Regions from separate parts of the Homo sapiens genome. Here region 2 is linked to region 1. A link is an interaction called in ENCODE POLR2A ChIA-PET data of the cell type or tissue named here. Cell type or tissue: HepG2. All regions are shown on one strand. Each heading gives the region's core, and the rest is flanking DNA. Links, peaks and the distances in the headings are about the cores only. Region 1 has its middle 10 kb from the start of CAMSAP3. Region 2 overlaps SAXO5 (stabilizer of axonemal microtubules 5).

Region 1 (8,391 bases), core at 285-8,284:
CAGAGTAGTTTCGTTGCCCTAAACATCCTCTGCATTCCACCTACTCATCTGTCCTCCCTCTTAACCCTTAGTAACCACTGAGGTTTTACTATCTTCATAGTTTTGCCTTTTCCAGAATGTCGTGGAGTTGGAGAAGTACACAATAAGTGGCCCTTTCAGACTGTGTTTTTCACTTAGCCATATGCACCTAAGTTTCTTTGATGTCGTTTCACAGCTTCAGAGCTTTTTTTTTTTTTCGAGAAGGAGTCTTGCTCTGTCACCCAGGCGGGAGTGCAGTGACATGATCTTGGCTCACTGCAACTTCCACCTCCCAGGTTCAAGTGATTCTCGTGCCTCAGCCTCCTGAGTAGCTGAGATTACAGGCAAGCGCCACCACGCCCAGCTAATTTTTGTTTGTTTTTGTTTTTGAGGCAGAGTCTCGCTCTGTCGCCCAGGCTGGAGTGCAGTGGCACGATCTTTGCTCACTGCAAGCTCCACCTCCCCGATTCACGCCATTCTCCTGCCTCAGCCTCCCGAGTAGCTGGGACTACAGGCGCCCGCCACCACGCCTGGCTAATTTTTTTTTTTTTTTGTATTTTTAATAGAGATGGGGTTTTACCATGTTGGCCAGGGTGGTCTTGAACTCCAGGCCTCAAGTGATCCACCCACCTTGGCCTCCCAAAGTCCTGGGATTACACACATGAGCCACCGCGCCGGCCTTTTTTGCTTTTTGTTTCAAAGAGCGATAGGGTCTTGCTGTGTCACCCAGGCTGGAATGCGGTGGTGTGATCATAGCTCACTCCTCTCACTCTTTTGGGGATCTTGTGTATTGGTGGAGGTGCCTGGGCCCGCTCTCATCATCATGTGGTAAAGATGACAAATTTCTGGCCTCCTTGGTGGCCCTCCGGGATGTGAAACTCAACCTGTCCAAGACGAAACTCATCCTCCCCACCCAGCCTGGCCCCTCATCTCCTGTCCCCATCTCAGCATGCAGCACCACCATCTACCTGCTTGCGAAAGGCAGAGATCTGGGCATCTTCCAAGACTCCGCCCTCCCTCTCCTGGCCGCCTGTTCCCATCCACCAGCAAGCCCTGCCAATTCCATCTCCCAACACATTCTGCACCCGTGCGTGCTCCCCGGCCCCAAAGCCACACCCTGGGGCTGACCTCGTTACTGAAGCCTCTGTGGTCTACCTGAAATTGTCTTGGCAACACCGGGTCCCCTAAGGGCAACCTGAAGCTCACAGATGTGCATGGGTTTTTCTGGACCGAGCTTTCAGGTTTGATTTTGTCATCCGTATGTACGCAGTTTTCTTTCTTTCTTTCTTTCTTTCTTTCTTTCTTTCTTTCTTTCTTTCTTTCTTTCTTTCTTTCTTTCTTTCTTTCTTTCTTTCTTTCTTTCTTTCTATTTTTTTTTTTTTGAGACAGAGTCTTGCTCTGTCACCCAGGCTGCAATGTAGTGGCACAATCACAGCTCGCTGCAGCCTCCGCCTCCCGGGTTCAAGCGATTCTCCTGCCTCAGCCTCCTGAGTAACTGGGATTACAGGTGTGCACCACCATGCCCAGCTTACTTTTTTCTATATTCTTGGTAGAGATGGGGTTTCACCATGTTGGCCAGGCTGGTCTTGAACTCTTGACCTCAAGTGATCCGCCTGCCTCGGCCCCCCAAGGGGCTGGGATTACAGGAGTAAGCCACTGAGCCCAACCTGTTCATGGTTTTTAAGGGGACGATGATTCCTCCTGCTGGGGGACATTTGGCAATGTCTGGAGACATTTTGGGTTGTCACAACTGGAGGGGGCTGCTAGTGGCATCTGGTAGGTAGAGACCAAGGGTGCTGCTAAACTTCATGCAATGCACAGGATGGCCCCCACAGCAAAGAGTTATCCAAATATTCTACATCTCAATAGTGCCGTGATCAAGAAAACCTGTACTTGTACTACCCGAAGTGTGAGCTGCAGACTGCAGCTGGTCCCCAAGCTGTTGATTTCCCATTTAGATGAGAGAGTCCAGAAAAAAAAAGCTTTCAGAATCTTTATTTTTATTTATGTTTTTTGAGACGGAGTCTCACTCTGCCGCCCAGGCTGGAGTGCTGTGGCATAATCTTGGCTCACTGCAACCTCCGCCTCCCAGGTTCAAGAGATTCTCCTGCCTCAGTCTCTGGAATAGCTTGCACCACCATGCCTGGCTAATTTTTGTATTTTTAGTAGAGACAGGGTTTCACCATGTTGCCCAGGCTGGTTTCAAACTCCTGACCTCAGGTGATCTCCCTGCCTCGGCCTCCCAAAGTGCTGGGGTTACAGGCATGAGCCACCGCACCCTGGCCAGCTTTTAGAACCTTTAAAGGCTGGGTACAGTGGCTCATGCATGTGATCCCAGGACTTTGGGAGGCCGAGGCAGGAGGATCGTTGGAGCCCAGGAGTTCTAGTGCAGCCTGGCAACATAGCGAGACCCCATCTCTGCAAAATAAAAAATAAATTAGCCAGATGTGGTGGCACATGCTTGTGGTCCCAGCTGCTTGGAAGGCTGAGGTGGGAGGATTGCTTGAGCCTGGGAGGTCCAGGCTGCAGCAAACCATGATCACACCACTGCACTCCAGCCTGGGTGACAGAGTGAAGCACTCCAGCCTGGGTGACAGAGTGAAACCCTCTCTCAATAAATAAATAAATAGAATCATTATAGTAATTTCACACAGTAATTTTATGACAGCTGGGCTCATGTTCTGCATGCCTTTTAAATTCCTTCCTGTATTAATAGAATTTTTTATTTTTTTATTTTCATTTTCTTTTTTTTTTTTTTTTTTGAGATGGAGTTTCGCTCTCGTTGCCCAGGCTGGAGTGCAATGGCGCTATCTCGGCTCACCACAACCTCCGCCTCCCAGGTTCAAGAAATTCTCCTGCCTCAGCCTCCAGAGTAGCTGGGATTACAGGCATGCGCCACCACGCCCGGCTAACTTTGTATTTTTATTAGAGACGGGCGTTTCTCCACGTTGGTCAGGCTGGTGTCAAACTCTCGAACTCAGGTGATCTGCCCGCCTTGGCCTCCAAAAGTGCTGGGATTACAGGTGTGAGCCACCGCGCCCGGCCTTTTATTTTCATTTTCTTGGAGACAAGGTCTCACTCTGTTGCCCAGGATGGAGTGCAGTGGTGCGATCACAGCTCACTGCAGCCTCCAACTCCTGGGCTCAAGTGACCCTCTCACCTCAGCCTCCTGAGTGGCTGGGACTACAGGCTTGTGCCACCATACCCAGCTAATAGACTTTTTAAAGAACAGTGTTAAATTTTCAGAAAAATCAAGTAGATGGTACAGAGAGTTTGAGTACACTCATTCTCCCCCAACACATACACAATACAATTTCCCCTTTTATTAACATCTTACACTGGTATGGCACATTTGATACAATCAATGAACCAATTTTTTTTTTTTTTTAAGTCAGAGTCTCGCTCTGCTGCCCACACTGGAGAGGAGGGGGTGCGATCTCAGCTCACTGCAATCTCCGCCTCCCAGGAATGAACCAATATGGATACATTTTTAGTAACTAAAGTCCATTCTTCATTCAGTTTCTTCAGCTTTCCCTTAATGCCCTGTTTCTGTCCCAGGATCCCATGCAGGATTTCACATTTATTTATTTGAGACAGAGTCTCACTCTGTCACCCAACCTGGAGTGCAATGGCGTGATCTTGGCTCCCTGCAACCTCCACCTCCCAGGTTCAAGCAATTCTCCAGCCTTAGCCTCTCAGTTCCTGAGAAACTGTCCCAGTTGAATGGAAGGAGAAGTGATGACTAAATGTCATGTGAGGCCGGGTGTGGTGGCTCACGCCTGTAATCCCAGCACTTTGGTAGGTGGAGATGGGCGGATCACCTGAGGTCAGGAGTTCGAGACCAGCCTGGCCAACATGGTGAAACCCCGTCTCTACTAAAAAGACAAAAATTAGCCAGGCTTGGTGGTGTGTGCCTGTAATCCCAGCTACTCAGGAGGCTGAGGCAGGAGAATCACTTGAACCCAAGATGCAGAGGTTGCAGTGAGCCCAGATCTCGCCACAGCACTGCAGCCTGGGTGACAGAATGAGACTTTGTCTCAAAAAAAAAAAAATAGCCAGGTGTGGTGGCACCCACCTGTAGTCCCACCTACTCAGGAGGCTGAGGTGGGAGGATTGCTTGAGCCTAGGAGGTGGAGGCTGCAGTGAGCTGTGATCGCACCACTGCACTCCAGTCTGGGCAACACAGCAAGACTGTGTCTCAAAATAAATAAATAAATAAAAGTACATACTAACAACATAATTTCTGACTGTCAAGGTTGTCTTTGACTGTCTGCTGGAGTAGTGTGTTAGGTTTCTCCACTGTAAAGTTATTCTTTTTTTTCCTCTTTCCTCCTTCCATACTGTGATCTTTGGAAGGAAGGCACCCCGTGTAGCTTACACCTAAGGATTGGAGAGTTACGTTCCACTCCTTGAGGGCAGAGCATCTACATGAATTATTTGAAATTCTTCTGCAGGGGAAGAAGTCCCTCATCCCCTATTATGAAATTATGTGCTCCTTTTTTTTTTTTTTTTTTTTTTTTGTTGCCCAGGCTGCAGTGCACTTATGCAAACACGGCTCACTGCAGCCCCAACCTCCCACTCTTAAGCAATCCTCCCACCTCAGCCTCCTGAATAGCTGGGATTACAGGTGTGCACTGCCACACCCAGCTAATTTCTTTAATTTGTTTTATTTTTAGTAGAGATGGAGTTTCGCTATGTTGTAAAGGCTGGTCTGGAACTGCTGGCCTCAAGCGATCCTCCCGCCTTGGCCTCTCAAACTGCTGGGATTACAGACGTGAGCCACCATGCCTGGCCTGCTCATTTCTTGACATCAGCATGGACTCACAAATATTCATTTTATATTTCGGATTATAATCATCCGACGTCATTTTTTTTTTTTTTTTGACAGGGTCTCTCTCTGTCACCCAGGCTGGAGTACAGTGGTGCAATCATAGCTAACTGCAGTCTCAAACTCCTGGGCTCAAGGGATCCTCCCGCCTTAGCCTCCCAAGCAGCTGGGACCACAGGCATGCACCGCCATACCTGGCTAATTTTTAAATGTTTTATTTTTCAGCCTGGGCAACATGGTGAAACTCCATCTCTACTAAAAATACAAAAACTTAGCCGGGCATGGTGGCACGCACCTGCACTCCCAGCTAATCAGGAGTCTGAGGCACGAGAATCATGTGAACACAGGAGGTGGAGGTTACAATGAGTTGAGATCTTGTCACCACACTTCAGCCTGGGTAACAGAGTGAGACTTCACCTCAAAATAAATAAATACATAAATACATAAATAAAAATTTAAAAAAAAAGAATGGGGCCGTGTGTGGTGGCTTACACCTGTAATCCCAGCACTTTGGGAGGCTGAGGCGGGCGGATCACCTGAGGTCATGAGTTCAAGACCAGCCTGGCCAAAATGTTGAAACCCCATTTCTACTAAAAATACAAAAATTAGCCAGGCATGGTGGCGTGCGCCTGCACTCCCAACTACTCGGGAGGTTGAGGCACGAGAATTGCTTGAACATGGGAGGCAGAGGTTGCAGTCAGCTGAGATTGTGCCACTGCACTCCAGCCTGGGTGACAGAGTGAGACTCCATCTCAAAAAAAAAAAAAATGAAGAAGTGGTGCTTTACCAGGGAGAGTCTGGGCAGCAAAACACCCTCCGGCGTCTCCTGGCATTGCTCCTGGCTGCACTCCAGGGACAGTGCCCTTCCTTGAGCACCAGCTTGGTCCTTCCCCAGGGCCTTTGTCCTTGCCAGTTGCTCTGCCCAGAATGCTCTTCTCCCATCTGCTTCTTTTCATCGCCCCATTCCCTGCCCTACCTCTCCCTCCTCCTCGAAGAAGCTTGCCCAGACAACTGCCCTAGCAAAAGCAGCTCCCACCCTGACTGTCACTAGCTCCTTTGCTAGACTGTGTGATTGTCCCAATATTTTATCCCTAGGTGAAATGATCTTTTTCTTTTCTTTTTTTTTTTTTTTTGAGACGGAGTCTCGCTCTTTCGCCCAGGCTGGAGTCCAGTGGCACGAACTTGGCTCACTGCAACCTCCGCTTCCCAGGTTCAAGTGATTCTCTTGCCTCAGCCTCCCAAGTAGCTGGGACTACAGGCGCGTGCTACCACACCTGGCTAATTTTTTTGTATTTTCAGTAGAGATGGGGTTTCACCATGTTAGCCAGGATGGTTTCCATCTCCTGACCTTGTGATCCACCCGCCTCGGCCTCCCAAAGTGCTGGGATTATAGGCATGAGCCACCGCGCCTGGCCATGAAATGATTTCTTTCACTCGTATTAGTCTATTGCATCTAAATGCAACTGTCATGAGGCGCAAGGACAGGGATGGCCTTTGGCATGCACAATATTTGTTTTTTGTTTTGTTTTGTTTGTTTTTTGAGACGGAGTCTCGCTCTGTGCCCCAGGCTGGAGTGCGGTGCGCGATCTCAGCAAACTGCAACCTCCGCCTCCTGGGTTCAAGAAATTCTCCTGCCTCAGCCTCCCAAGTGGCTGGGACTACAGGTGTACACCACCACGCCTGGCTAATTTTTGTATTTTATTTTATTTTATTTTACTGAGACGGAGTCTCGCTCTGTTGCCCAGGCTGGGGTGCAATGGCATGATCTTGGCTCACTGCAACCTCCGCCTCCTGGGTTCAAGCGATTTCCAGCTAATTTTTGTCTTTTAAGTAGAGACGAGGTTTCAGCAAGTTGGCCAGGCTGGTCTTGAACTCCTGATCTCAAGTGATCCGTCCACCTCGACCTCCCAAAGTGGCTAGGATTACAGGCGTGAGCTAGCACGCCCAGCCTAATTTTTGTATTTTAGTAGAGACAGGGTTTCACCATGATGGCCAGGCTGGTCATGAACTCCTGACCTCAAGTAATCCGCTTGCCTCAGCCTCCCAGAGTGCTGGGATTACAGGTGTGAGCCACCGTGCCCAGAATGTTGGTTTTTTGTTTTGTTTTTGTTTTTGAGATAGGATCTTGCTCTGTTGCCCAGGCTGGAGTTCAGTGGCATGATCACAACTCGCGTCACTGCAACCTCCACCTCCCAGGCTCAAGGGATGCTCCTGCCTCAGCCTCCCAAGTAGCTGGAACTACAGGTTCAAGCCACCATACCCAGCTAATTTTTTGTATTGTTTACAGAAATGGGGTTTTTCCATGTTGCCCAGGTTGGTCTCGCACTGCTGGGCTCAAGTGATCTACCGCCTCGGCCTCCCAAAGTGCTGGGACTACAAGCATGCACCACCCCGCCCGGCTAATTTTTGTATTTTGTGTGTGTGTGTGGAGACAGGATCTCACTGTGTGGCCCAGGTTGTTGTCAAACTCCTGGGCTCAAGCAATCTGCCCACCTCAGCCTCCCAAAGTGCCGAGATTACAGGCGTGTGCCACCATGCCCAGTCAATATTGTTCTTAAAAATTATTTTGAGGCTGGGCATGGTGGCTGGGCATGGTGGCTCACACCTGTAATCCAGGCACTTTGGGAAGCCGAGGTGGAAGGATCGCTTGAGGCCAGGTGTTTGAAACTAGCCTGGGCAACATAGCCAGACCCATCTCTACAAAATATTTTTTAAATTAGCAGGGTGTGGTGGTGCACACCTGTAGTCCTAGCTACTCAGGAGGCTGAGACAGGAGGATCGCTTGAGCCCACGAGTTCCAGCCTACAGCGAACTATGATTGCGCCACTGCACTCCAGCCTGGGCATCAGAGCGATACCCTATTTCTACAAATATATATATAACATATATACATATATAGCATATAATATTTACATATATATAACATAATATTTACAGATATATATATACACACACACTATATATAAATAATTCTTTTGAAATATTTTGGACATGTCCCCCTGAGGTACCTGGGGAGTGCTGATAATAAACTCCATACTGGCCAGGCACGGTGGCTCACGCCTGTAATCCCAGCACTTTGGGAGGCCGAGGTGGGCGAATCACTTTAGGTCAGGACTTCGAGACCAGCTTGGCCAACATAGTGACACCCCATCTCTACTAAAAATACAAAAATTAGCCGGGCGAGGTGGCAGGTGCCTGTAATCCCAGCTACTCCGGAGGTGGCACGATCTCAGCTCACTGCAACCTCCGCCTACCAGGCTCAAGTCATCTTCCTGCCTTAGCCTCCCGAGTAGCTGGGATTACAGGTGCCCAGCACCACACCCAGTTAATTTTTGTATTTTTAGTGGAGAGGGGGTTTCGCCATGTTGCCCACGCTGCTCTTGAACTCCTGACCTCAAGTGATCCACCCGCCTCAGCCTCCCAAAGTACTGGGATTACAGGCATGCGCCACTGTGCCCGTCCTGAAGGTCATAGACATTGAGAGAAGGGTGAACCAGCCTCATACTGGAAGGGCTGCAAAGTGGCTCAGCTGGTGGACCCTAGAT
Region 2 (8,214 bases), core at 1-8,000, 79 kb before region 1:
TGGGAGGAGCAGGTTGCAGTGAGTCAAGATTGTGCCACTGCACTCCAGCATGGGCCACAGAGCGAGACTCCATCTCCAAAATAAAAGAGAGACGGAGAGAGAGATACTCAGTCCTGGAAAAAGATGCAATGCACTTAACCTATGTGTGGCTCAATATAGTCCTTGGTAGATATTATTGGGGTTTTTTTGTTTTATTGTGTGTGTGTGTTTTTGAGACAGAATCTCACTCTGTGGCCCAGGCTGGAGTGCAGTGGCACGATCTCGGCTCACTGCAACCTCCACCTCCCAAGTTCAAATTATTCTCCTGTCTCAGTCTCCTGAGTAGCTGGGACTACAGGCACATGCCAACACACCCGGCTAATTTTTATATTTTTGGTAGGGATGGGGTTTCACCGTATTGATCAGGCTGGTCTTGAACTCCTGACCTCAGGTGATCCACCTGCCTTGGCCTCTCAAAGTGCTGGGATTACAGGCATGAGCCACCACACCTGGCTGTATTTTTAAATTTATCATTATTTTTTAGAGATGAGGGTCTTACTATGTTGCCCAAGCTGGTCTCCAGCTCAAGATGGGCTCAAGCCCATCTTTGCACTTCAGCCACCTGAATAGCTGGGATTACAGGCATGGGCCATTGCACCTGGCTTTTAGTATAATTTATTTTATTTTTATTTTTATCTTTTGGTGTTTGCCAGACAGCTCTCAGTCTACACTGTTCAGAATGGCCCAGCTCCCCTTCCCAGGCAAGAAATAGAATTCCTTCCAGAGGGCTTGAGATGGCAGGGAATCTCAATCTCTCTCTCTCTCCCCCCATCCCCCTTGCCTATCCTAAGGGGGCCCCAACACCCTCAAGTGGGACTACACGAGACAAGATGGGACTTCCTACCAAAGACAGTTCCAGGCCCTGCCAGGCCCACCTGCCTTGAGGTGTAAGAGGGTAAATTGAGGCTGTGTTGGGGCTGCAGGCGGGGGCAGAATTGGGGGCTGGGTGGTTTGGGCCTTCCTATCCCTGTCTGCCCACAGGCCTCCTCCGGAGTGGAGCTGGGAGACTGCAAGATCAGCTATGGATCAACGTGTTCGGAGCAGAAACAGGCCTACAGGCCCCAGGATCTGCCTGAAGATAGGTATAAAGGGGCCACTGCGGGCACGGTGGCTCATGCCTGTAATCCCAGCACTTTGGGAGGCTGAGGCAGACAGATCATGAGGTCAGGAGCTCGAGACCAGCCTGGCCAATATGGTGAAACCCTGTCTCTACTAAAAATACAACAATTAGCCGGGTGTGGTGGTGGGCGCCTGTAATCCCAGTTACTCCGGAGGCTGAGGCAGGAGAATCGCCTGAACCCGGGAGGCGGAGGCTGCAGTGAGCCAAGATTGCACCACTGCACTCCAGCCTGTTCGACAGAGCAAGACTCCATCTCAAAAAAAAAAAAAAAGTGGGGGACGAGGGGGCACTGCCTTCCCACCCAGATGGGACAACTGGCTTTCAGTAGCATGTGGTATTTGCCCCTTAGGGCTTTAGGGCCCATACTCTGCCTCTGAGGTCTCTGTCACTGGTAGCCAAGGTGCACTATTGTGCCAGATCTCTCATTATCAGAGCCCCACAGCTTGGTCATTAGGAAACCCTGCTCCCCTCCCTCTTTCTGGGGGTTGCAAGGCCCCAGATGGATCCACTTTAGCTTCTTCTTCTTCTTTTTTTTTTTCTTTTTTTTTTTTTGAGACGTAGTCTCGCTCTGTTGCCCAGGCTTGAGTGCAGTGGCACAATCTCAGCTCACTGCAACCTCCGCCTCCCGGGTTCAAGCAATTCTCCTGCCTCAGCCTACCGAGTAGCTGGAATTACAGGCATGTGCCACCATGCCCGGCTAATTTTGTATTTTTAGTAGAGATGGGGTTTCACCATTTTTGCCAATCTGTTCTCAAAAGCCTGACCTCAGGTGATCCACCCACCTCAGCCTCCCAAAGTGCTGAGATTACAGGGGTGGGCCACCATGCCCAGCCCACTTTACCTTATTCTTGATGGAATAATACACTACGTACAGGTATGACAAGGCCCAGGCCACAGCCCACATCCACTGTGTAAATATCCGTCCTGGTGACGGCCTCTTCCGCGACAGGACCACCAAGGCCGAGCACTTCTATGCCAGGGAGCCAGGTGAGAGCCTGAGGCCCGCCCCGTCCCGCCTCCCACCGCAGCCTCCCAGGGCAGCTCTGCACCTGTTCCGCTTCTGGCAGAGCCTTTTGTTCTTCACCACGATCAGACTCCGGAGTCGCACATCCTGAAAGGAAATTGGTGCCCCGGCCCCGGCAGTCTGGACACCTTCATGCAGTACTTCTACGGCCAGGTGAGCAGGAAGAGCGAAAAGGCGGCAGGGAAAAGGGCTTCCCAGACAGAGCAAATAGCAGGTGCAGAAGTCCCAAAGTGGGAGTGAGCTTGATATGTATGCAGGAATCTCCTGGATGTACTTGAGTGATCTAGGGCGAGTCACTTAACCACTCCGATCCTCCTCCGTGGCTCCTTCTGTAAAATGAGATAAGAGTACCAACTCCCAGTGCTACCAGGTGGGGCCCAGAAGGGGTGAGGGAGCTGTCCAAGGTCACACAGAGCCCACCTCCTCCCTCCCCCCCGGGCCCGGGGACCTCTCGGACGCCGGAGCTTTCAAATGCCATGTGGTCCTACAGCCGCCACCCCCGACCCAGCCACCCAGCCGCCACGTGCCTCATGAGAAATTGCAGAGTCATGTGACCCTAGGGGAGCCAAAGCTACTCAAACGCTTCTTCAAGACCACCATGGGCTCGGACTACTGCCCTTCAGAGTGGAGACAGGTGCAGAAAGCGCCCAACCTCCACTTGCAGCAAAGCTACCTGCCGCGGGGCACGGGCGGTGAGCGCTCCCGGGAAGCCCCGCCCCATGGAGCCCCGCCCCGGGAAGCCCCACCCCCGAAAGCCCCGCCCCCATGGAGCCCCTCCCCATGGAGCCCCGCCCCCACGGAGCCCCGTCCCGGGAAGCCCAGCCCTGGAAGCCTCGCCCTTGCCACTGCTCTGGCCCCGCCCCTAACCAGCCCTCCCCTCCCCCGGCTTCATCCCCTGAAAGGCTAAATCCCACCCCCAATTGACCAGAACCCCAACTCTGCTCCTGGATAATCCCGCCCCTTCATGGCCATGCCTCTCCCCTTCATAACTCCATCCTTCTGGACACGGCCCTGCCCCTTCTCCATCCTCTCTTATCCAGTCTTAACTCCTCTTCCATTGTCAGACTCTGGCTCCGCCCCTGACCCGCTAGCCTGCCCTGCCTGGCCCTGCCCACAGACTCATCTGGCCCGGCCCCGCCCCTGACCTTCTTAGCCCTATGCCCTAGCTCTGGGTTCCTCCCCTAGCTCCTCCGTCCTCCTCCAGCTCCTCCCTCTTCCCAAGCTCCTCCCCCTTTCTCTGGCTCCTTCCTTTGTCCCAGCTCCTCCCTCTTTCCCAGTTCCTCCCTCTTCCCCAGCTCCTCTCTCCTCCCCTGGCTCCTTCCTCCTCCCCCACCTCCTCCCTCTTCCCCAGCGCCTACCTCTTTCCCAGCTCCTCCCTCTTTCCCAGCTCCTCCCCCTTCCTCTGGCTTCTCCCTCCTTCTTTGGCTCCTCCCTCCCCCCTCTCCTAATCCATTTTTCTCCCCTGGTCAACTTCAGCGCTGGCCTGGGCTTGGCTCTTGAACCCTTCCCTTGAACTTCACCACACCCTCAGCCCCGCCTCGGCCCACAGCCCTCACTCAGCCTCCCCAACCTGAATCTCCAGAATTCGATTTTTTAACCATGAACCAGAAGATGCTGAAGCCACACAGAACACCTCCGGCCCCGGTGACTGAAGAGATGCTACAGCGGGTAAGGGAGGCGGAGGGGAGCCACCCATCATTAGGCAACCCCCACATTGGTGTAGAGTTATCTCAGGACGACTATGCTGTCACCCTGTCTCAGAGTTAGTGATCACCCAGGCTCGGGGGCATCTTAATATCCCTTCAGCCTGAAGATCATCCCTAGCTTGGCCGGGTGCAGTGGTTCACGCTTGTAATCCCAGCGCTTTGGGAGGCCGAAGCAGGCGGATCACCTGAAGTCAGGAGTTCGAGACCAGCCTGGCCAACATGGTGAAACCCCGTCTCTACTAAAAATACAAAAATTAGTCAGGCATGGTGGCGCATGCCTGTAATCCCAGCTACTAGGGAGGCTGAGACAGAATTGCTTGAACCAGGGAGGCAGAGGTTTCAGTGAGCCAAGATCGCACCATTGCACTCTGGGCTGGGCAACAGAGCAAGACTCTGCCTCAAAAAAAGGAAAAAAAAAAATAGAGGTCATCTCTAGCTCACCCCCCAGGGTCATGTCAAGGTCAGCTCAGGGGCATCTTTGCACCACCACCACTGTTATACCCAAGACGAGGGTTAATTCAGAGCCACCCAGGATCACCCCAGCCCTGGAGTCCTTCCAGGGACACCCCTGGTTTCTCTCCATCTTCTTATCCAGCTCCTCATTCAGCCCAGCCTGGGGCCCTTTTTGCCCACCTCTCCCCAGAGTTCAACCTCCCCAGCCTTTGATGCTCTGGCTCTGTCCCTAGGCGGCCCCACCTTACCCCAGGCTTCACCTTCTGAAGGGCTAAATCCCACCCCAAATTGACCAGAACCCCAACTCCGCCCCTGGACAATCCCGCCCCTTCGTGGCCAAGCCCCGCCCCTGCATAACTCCACCCTTCTGGCCATAGCCTCGCCCCTTTCCCTATCCTCTCTTACCCAGTCTTAACCATCCTCCTTGGTCAGACACTGGCTCCGCCCCGACCAGCTAGCCTGCCCTGCCTGGCCCCGCCCCCTGACTCATCAGGCCTGGAGATCCTGGGGTGGACAGGGTGGATCGGCCACCTCCCAGGCTGCCCTGCCAGGCTGTCCACCCTGTCTCCACAGTGCAAGTACAGCCACATGGAGCCCCCTCTGGGTGGACTGCGCTTCTTCTCAACACAATACAAGGACGAGTTTCCTTTCAAGTACCAGGGCCCAGCAGCCCTGAGACTGAAAAATCCTCAGGAGGGCTTCGTGCCCCTGGGCACGCCTCACCAGCGCGGCTGCAGGGAGAAGATAGACCCTCTGGTCCCCCAGCCCCCTATGTACCTGTGCCCCAGCCAGCAATAAATGCCATCTTGGCAACATTCCACTCTTTCCCATCAGTCAGCCCATCCAGAGGATGCTTGGGTGGGTGGGGGCTGGAGGAAGGGACTGCACGGGAAAGGATGACTCCACTGTTGCTGCGTTGCCATGAAGAGTATGGAGTCAAGGCTGGGCGCGGTGGCTCACACCTGTAACCCCAGCACTTTGGGAGACTGAGATGGGAGGATTGCTTGAGCCCAGGAGTTTGAGATCAGCCTGGGCAACATAGGGAGATCCTGTTTCTACAAAAAAAAAAAGATAATCGGCCAGGTGCAGTGGCTCACACCTGTAATCCCAGCACTTTGGGAGGCCGAGGCGAGCGGATCACCTGAGATCAGGAGTTCGAGACCAACCTGGCCAACATGGTGAAACCCTATCTCTACTAAAATACAAAAATTAGCCAGATGTGGTGGCACATGTCTGTAATCCTAGCTACTCGGGAGGCTGAAGCACGGGAATCACTTGAACCTGGGAGGCGGAGGTTGCAGTGAGCTGAGATCACACCACTGAGCTCCAGCCTGGGCAGCAGAGTGAGACTAAGTCTTAAAAAATAAATAAATAAATAAATAAAAATTTTAGAAAGCCAGGCATGGTGGTACGTGCTTGTAGTCCAAGTTATTCAGGAGGCTGAGGTGGGAGGATCACTTAAGCCCAGAAATTTAATGCTGCAGTGAGCTATATGATTGCACCACTGCACTCCAATCTGGGCAACAGAGCAAAAACTCTGTCTCAAAAAAAGAATAAAGTTATAGTGCTGAACAGAGATACTGGCGTGCGTACTTCAGAACACAGATCCCTGGGGCCGGGGAAGGGTGGGGGTGCTGGATGGGCATAATCCAAACTCGGACTCCTCCACGTCCTGGGTGGTAGTTTGGGCAAGTCACTTAACCCCTATGAGCCTCAATTTGCTCATCTATGAAATGGGGATAAGTAGCAATTCTCCCATGAGACTGTTATACATGAGAAATGTACACACTTTTCAGTGCATGGGGCTGGGGTCGTGGAGGGGAAGCTTCCCTTCTGAGGATGAGAATGGGGAAGGCCAGGGTGTGGGGAAAAAGCTTTCAATGGTGGGGACACTGGATGTGGCCCATAGAGGACATGGAAGAGTGGACACAGCTGAGAATAACCCAGCAGTTTTTTCCATCATGGACAGAGACTAGAGACCGAATGGGGCACTGGTTGTCTGGGCAACTGGTCCCCAGGTCAGAGCAGAGTCCAGGGGCAAATTGACAAAAGCCATCAAGATATTATGAGGTCCAGGGGGGTAAGTGTTCAGCCAGGGACAAAATGTAAAGGGTCAAAAGGAGGAGGATGTGATGGGGCTCTGCAGCAAGTGAGTGACAGGGCTTAGCAAGGACCAGTACCTTGGACAGCGCCTGACCTTTAAGGTCCAGGGCATGGTGAGGAGAAAGGTCTGTCTGGGGTAAGGTCTGTCTCGGGTAAGGTAGGCTTTAGTGACCATGCCGGGGCCTGCCTCTGTGGGCTGTTGAACATCCAGTCTCAAGGAGTGAACATGGCTTTCCTGAACCAAGAATCAAACCTCCAAAGACCAAGGACCCCAATCCAATGAACCATAAGGTTGAGCCAATCTCGACCCTGCCCAGGAGCCCTTTCCTGGTTGGCATCAGTTCTTCTAGGCCAGGTTGTCATTTCTGCAGGAAAGGCAGGAGGGAATCCAGCTTTGCATCCTGTAGGGACAAGATGACCCTTTTGGCCACACATGGTATCCACCTCGACCATGCAAGAATCTGCCAGCTGTGAATATGTCCTCTAAAGATATTTGGCATCATGCTCTTCTGAGTTACTTCAGGATAAACCAGGGCTTATCATTTATCGGTGTCTTAGATCAGATCATTCTTTATTGGAGGCTCTCCTGTGCATTGTAGGATATTTAGTGCCATCCTTGTCCTCTACCCACTAAATGCCAGTAGAACCTCTCCCTCCCACTTGTAACAAAATGTCCCAAATATTGCCATATATCTTCCAGATGGGAGAGAACTGCCCTGGTTGGAAACCACTTCGATAAGCTCATCCTCTTCTGATGAAGCTGGTCTGCCTAGTGACCAGACTACTAGAACAGAAAGGCTTTCCCTTTTTGCCTTGCCTTCTGGGAAGCTCAGAATGTTTATTTGGTCTTAAGTTCCATGTAGCTGTAGTTGCAGGATTATCTTCCTGCCTCATCCCAGGAATGGTTTAAAACAGCCTTAGGCATTAGATGAAAACAGTCCATAGCAATTAAAAAAGAGCTGGATTTCAGCACAACTTGGAGCACTTTCTGACAATGAAAATGACCAGCCCTAGGATGGCTTGCCAGGGAAGAACAGAAACTGTACTGGAAATGTTTAATCCTTGGGGAAAGACACTACATCAGGATTATTCTGGATGTATTTTATGGATTTATGACTAACCCTCCTATATTCCACTCACTCCCTTCCTTCCCCCAAAAGCCTAGGGATTAAGACAAAAAAATATAGAATTGAATGTGAGAAACCAAGATTTTTTTTTTTTTCGAAACAGAGTCTTGCTCTTGTCACCCAGCCTGGAAAGCAATGGTGCAATCTCAGCTCACTGCAACCTCCGCCTCCTGGGTTCAAGCAATTCTCCTGCCTCAGCCTCCCAAATAACTGGGATTACAGGTGCCCACCACCGCGCCTGGCTAATCTTTGTATTTTTAGTAGAGACGGAGTTTCACCATGTTGCTCGGCTGGTCTTGAACTCCTGACCTCGTGATCTGCCCGCCTTGGCCTCCCAAAGTGCTGGGATTACAGGCATGAGCCACCGTGCCCAGCCCACCAAGATTAATTTTTAAAGGAAAACAACTTTCTCAGTGGTAAGCGTCACCCAGCAGCAGAATTCAGACCTGCCTTTCTGTCCTTAGGCAAAAATACACCCTGACCCTCACTTTCCTTATCTGTAAAATGGGAATGCCAATAGTTCCCGTTTCATAGAGTGGTTACAGGAATTAAATAAGAGGTGCATGTACCATGCTCAGAAGAGGGCCTGGCACTTGGCTGCAGCTCAGTGAATGGTGACTAAATGTGTTAATGTCTTACGTC

The links. Peaks named below come from ENCODE experiments on the same cell type or tissue, not always from the same donor. Only the 100,000 strongest peaks of a DNase experiment are listed, where the experiment ranks them.
Region 2: POLR2A ChIA-PET joins it to region 1 with 17 read pairs; 4 of 35 experiments call an interaction of 5 or more read pairs at or near these places.

Annotation. Positions count from the first base shown.
Region 1 is chr19:7,581,574-7,589,964 of GRCh38, forward strand. No RefSeq gene overlaps it. Among named protein-coding and RNA genes, the nearest start is that of CAMSAP3, 10 kb to the right of the region's middle. In HepG2, for the core only: no CTCF peak of the experiment used is centred there; no DNase peak of the experiment used is centred there; H3K27me3 peaks cover 609 bases.
Region 2 is chr19:7,503,291-7,511,504 of GRCh38, forward strand. It overlaps SAXO5 (stabilizer of axonemal microtubules 5), which reads left to right. Exons shown (of 9, transcript NM_198534.3): 3 at 831-934; 4 at 1,021-1,121; 5 at 2,034-2,146; 6 at 2,227-2,336; 7 at 2,674-2,875; 8 at 3,766-3,851; 9 at 4,916-5,160. The coding sequence ends at 5,140. Among named protein-coding and RNA genes, the nearest start is that of ZNF358, 8.7 kb to the right of the region's middle. RefSeq lists a silencer at 3,261-3,340 and an enhancer at 4,653-4,947. In HepG2, for the core only: no CTCF peak of the experiment used is centred there; a DNase peak (open chromatin) is centred at 3,241.